Regions from separate parts of the Homo sapiens genome. Here region 1 is linked to region 2. The links are chromatin loops, found by intact Hi-C in ENCODE. Cell type or tissue: endothelial cell of umbilical vein. All regions are shown on one strand.

Region 1 (2,500 bases), 360 kb after region 2:
GGAAACAACCCAAATATCCACTAATAGATGAATGGATAAAAAAAAAGTTACGCTATATTTATACAATAGGATGCTAAGTAATAAAGGAACAAACTTGATATATGCAGCAACATGGATGAATGGTGAAATAATTATGCTGAATAGAAGAAGCCAGATATAAAAGAATATGTAGTTTATGATTCCATTTATATGAAACTCTAGAAAATGCAAGCTAATATAGAATGTCAGAAAGCTGATCAGTCGTTGTAGCGGTGGGGTACAGAGAGGTACAAGGGAAAAATTATTACAAGGGCCTTAAGGAGACTTTTGGTGATGATGGATTTGTTTACTATCTTTATTGTGATGATGGTTTCACAGTTACATACACAATCAAAACATCAAATTGCTCACTATAAATATGTACAGTTTATTGTATGTTAAAGCTGTTTTAAAAAAATAAGAAAGCCAAAAAGAAAGTAGGACTCGCTACTGGAATTCTTACTACTCTAGCAAACATTACAGAAAAACTATGTAACTATATAAATTAATTACAGATACTGTATTTTAAAATACCTCAGCGGGGCCAGGCACAGTGGCTCACGCCTGTAATCCCAGCACTTTGGGAGGCCGAGGCGGGTGGATCACCTGAGGTCAGGAGTTCAAAACCAGCCTGGCCAAGATGGTGAAATCCCGTCTGTACTAAAAATACAAAAATTAGTTAGGCACGGTGGCACATGCCTGTAATCCCAGCTACTTGGGAAGCGGAGGCAGGAGAATCACTTGAACCCAGGAGGTGGAGGTTGCAGTGAGCTGAGAATCGCACCATTGCACTTCAGCCTGGGCGACAAGAACAAAACTCCCTCTCAAAAAAAAGAAAAAGAAATATTTCAATGGATATTTTTTAAAGCAAAGAACCTTTTGTAAAAGTAATCTTGACTGTTGAATGCATCTTTTTTCATGACTGCTATTGTGATATATTGTGTTTCCTTAAAGGGGATGTACATCAATTCAGCTGGGATAACGACAGCACAATTCCACATCTTTCTAAGAGCTGAGCAACTATTGCATTATGGCAATTGTGCTTTGCCTTGAAGTGGCAGAGGGCAGATGCAATAGCTGACTCTACTGAGTCTTCAGTGTGCAGACAGTTTGGTTCACTTGTTAAATATGTATTGTGATTTGATGTTTACTCTACTTGGCATCTCAGCCAAATTTCACCTTAGGAACTTACATATACTTCATCAAGACAACATTACAAATACTTCAAAATGATTCATTTCCTCTTCACACAAATCTAAGTTAGTCCTTGCATAGAGGCTATTTACATGTGAAATTTCTTTTTCAGCCTACTAACAAAATCAGAACCACCAAGTTTTAAAATACCAATGTGTTTTAAATGTTTTAAATGTTCTATTAAAAGATCTGGCTTTGTTACCATGGGGTAAAAGAATGCGGTAAGTAGGAAGCATAAAAGTCAGCTGTGGAACTTGACTTTACAGATATGTTTCCTGAGCTCATTGTACAGAGTAAGCACAAATATGCTGATTGGTAATTCCCCTCCTTCCTGCCATGCTCATGGCAGTGGGACACAGGAACCATGATGTTCTTTCTCACCTCCTCTCTCTGATCCTACAGCTGTGGTGACTCAGCCTTTCTTTCTTTCTTTCTTTGTTTCTTTCTTTCTTTCAGGGTGTGAACGGCATGTCTGTGGATGAGAAGCCTGACTCCCCCATGTATGTGTATGAGTCCACAGTCCACTGCACCAACATCCTCCTGGGCCTCAATGACCAGCGGAAAAAGGATATTCTCTGTGACGTGACTTTGATCGTGGAGAGGAAGGAGTTCCGGGCCCACCGGGCTGTGCTGGCCGCATGCAGTGAATATTTTTGGCAGGCGCTGGTTGGACAGACAAAAAATGATTTGGTGGTCAGCTTGCCTGAGGAGGTACAGTAATTTGGTTTGTGTGATTGTTAATGAATGTTTATTGACTTACAGAAAACTGGCTGACTAGGAGCTAGAAGATGTACTAGGTGCCATGTCCCCACTCAGGAGTTGATGTCCAAGTCACATGTTAGGTCTGTGGCATAGTCAGTTTCTATTTGATACACTTAAAGTCTCAGAGGCACAGAATGTGAATATCTTTCTTGAAGGGAACTGAACCTCACCTGTGGCTCAGTCACTTGTAGTTTCTAGTTCACTTACCCTTCAGGTTTTGAGTGGTTCAGCCTAAGTTTGGCACAGTCCTAGATGTGGGATCTGAATCATTGCTATGATTTCTGTCTTTCAGATGGTGTAAGGATCACTAGATTTCCCTTGAGAGTAAAAGATCGAAAGCATTCACAGCACCTTCTTTGCTTGGGGGAAAAATAAAAGCAACTAGTAATTTTCACCATTAATTCAGTAAGATTCTAAGAAGTGTAAACTTGCTTTTCTCACCGTTGTTGAAAACAGCCCACTCAGGTTTCTTAATCACATCAGTGAATACGGTTATTTTGGCACTTTGGGAACACTAGTAGCTGGA
Region 2 (2,500 bases):
AGCAACCTCAAAAGCTAAACTGAGTCTTAAAATTTTAGATACCAAATTTACCTTCTAGTCCAACAATTTTGTTAAAATTTCATGTTTTGCACTGTTAATGATGGCATGCTTGTGTGGCATTTGCATTCATAAATGCAAATGTATTTACATGGCATTATACCCAGATGATTAATAAATTGTTTGGTTAACTACTTTGTTTTAGGCTAGTGAGTCTCTATTATTTTTAAATAGTTACTCCTTCTAATATGAAATATATTCAAACTTTTTTAAAACTGAAATTTTCTTCTGGACTTAAAAAAGAGACTAACATTGATTAGCACAAAATTTCAAATGGATCCACTAGTTTTGTAATAAATTAGCTCTGGCTGATATGGAGAAGGCGATGGGTTGAATTCTGTCCCCCTCCTGTCCATTCTTATGTTGGAGTCCTAACTGCCAGGACCTCAGAAATGTGACCTTATTTGGAAATAGGAGCATTGCAGGTACAATTAGTTAACATGAGGCCATACTGGAGCAGAGTGGGCCCCTCATCCAATGTGACTGGTTTCTTCTAAAAGGAGGAAATTTGGAGACAGAGACACACAGGGAGAACGCCATGTGGAGGTGAAGATAAAGAACACAACGGTGCTTCTACAAGCCAAGGAATGCCAAGGACCTCCAGCAAACCACCAAGAAGCTCAGGGGGAGGCACAGAACGAATTCTTTCTCACAGACCTCAGAAGGAACCAACGCTGCTGACGCCTGGATCTCAGACTTCCAGCCTCCAGAACTGCCAGGGAATACATTTCTGTTGTTTAAGCCATTCAGTTTGTAGTATTTTGTTATGGCAGCCCCCAGGAAACTAATACAATAACTAAATTTGGAAACTTTCTCTTGGCTTTTTTTTTTTAATTATCAAGAACAAGTGCCTCTAACAATTTGTATAAGTCTGACTTGTTCATCCTACTAACTACAAACATGCACACATATGACCACGTCCAAACACAGAGATAAGTATCTGGACTCAGTCTCACTGAGCGTAGTTGCTGGGAATGCCCTGGAGAGCATGCTGTAATAGTGGGCGTCAACAAGGATGGTGTTTTCTTACTCTCAGTCTTGAATTAGTAAAAGACGAAGAAAAAAAGCACACTTGCGTATTCGCTGGTGTAGGCCCAGTCATGATTCTTTTAAAGACGCTGCCAATAGATTTTAGTCATTCTCTGGCCAAGGTTTCTCTTCAACCGCAAACACTACATAGTTGCTGAATGAGTCACCACCTTGAGTCATCTAATTCCTTGACCAGTACATGCCTGCTGCTGACAGCACACAGTGTCTCTGGTTGTGTATTTTGTTTTGCTCCCGTCTCTGGATCTTCTTTAATACTTTCTCAAGGGCAGGGTTAAAGATTCACTGTGAATCCTTAGAGGATGAATCTCACTTACTTAGTGGCATGTGCACTGGCTGGTCATCAAGAACCAAGACATTAAGTTTTATTAAGCTTTCTCATACCTGGATCTCAACCTTATGTGGTCTTATTACTGAAAAAAAAAAAACAGTAAATGTAAGCTGAAAATATTTTTCCCCCTTCAAACTGTAAACCTATGCTCAAAAATTCAGGGGAAAACAAAAGGAAAGAAGAATGATGTTCCCAGGAAGGATGCCAGTGGAGCACAGCCCACTAAAACAAATAAACCTCAGAGCTTATTTTTGCATGACTTTTAAAAAGTGTGGCTTAAAGATATTTTCTCTATCAACATAACCACAAGATTCTTTGTTCTTGAATAGGAAAATATTTTATTCTTCAAGGTTGGTAGACTGAAGCATTTTGAATATTTGTAACTTTCTTTGTAATTTCTATCACTTACCTAATTTTTATTTTTCCATGAATGGGTACTTATATTATGGAAATAGAAATTAGAAAAATGGAAAAAAAAGTTCTTTTAATTCATTTCAACTATGCTGCCCTAGCTCCTAACTTTACCAAATACAGGGAGGAGAAAGATACATCTTAAGTTTCTACCTTAAATGGATAGGCTTCCATAAGCTGAAGAATGACTGTTCAAAGGTATTATTCATAACATATATTTGCATGGCAATACACAATTCTCACAAAACCCAATTCATCCTAAAAACGACCCCAAGAACCATATTGAGGAAACAGAAGTCCTCAGGTTATATGGAAGGTGGTGGGGCCAAGGACTCTTGGCTCAGTGCTCTTTGTTCTCCAGCCTGCTAAGGCAAATTGCCCTGGACAGGAGGCACAGCCATCTGCCACGGAGAATACTATAGTTAACTCTCCATCAGACTCCTCTCTGCCTAAGGACAGCAAAGCAAGCCACAAAACGTCTCTGTGCTTCTGTTTCCTCATCTGCAAAATCAGAATAATGTCACCAACCCTAAAAAGATAAGGTGAGAGTAAAATTAAACAAGGCCAGTGAAAGAAAGTTAATAAACCATAACGTGTTGTACACATTTTATACAAATCCCTTCTTAGAAGTTATGTCACAACAGAACACAAATA

What was found. A loop is a pair of places that touch in the nucleus more often than their neighbours do. Peaks named below come from ENCODE experiments on the same cell type or tissue, not always from the same donor. Only the 100,000 strongest peaks of a DNase experiment are listed, where the experiment ranks them.
Region 1: a loop joins it to region 2, with 10 times the contacts of the local background. A loop is called at or near these places in 2 of 110 quality-filtered maps.

Annotation. Positions count from the first base shown.
Region 1 is chr6:90,008,025-90,010,524 of GRCh38, reverse strand. BACH2 (BACH transcriptional regulator 2) reads left to right here. Exons shown (of 9, transcript NM_021813.4): 6 at 1,669-1,923. The coding sequence starts at 1,681. Among named protein-coding and RNA genes, the nearest start is that of GJA10, 110 kb to the right of the region's middle. In endothelial cell of umbilical vein, no CTCF peak of the experiment used is centred here; DNase peaks (open chromatin) are centred at 1,224 and 1,404; H3K27ac peaks cover 2,020 bases.
Region 2 is chr6:90,367,930-90,370,429 of GRCh38, reverse strand. No RefSeq gene overlaps it. Among named protein-coding and RNA genes, the nearest start is that of MIR4464, 56 kb to the right of the region's middle. RefSeq lists an enhancer at 364-1,563. In endothelial cell of umbilical vein, no CTCF peak of the experiment used is centred here; a DNase peak (open chromatin) is centred at 1,179; H3K27ac peaks cover 1,894 bases.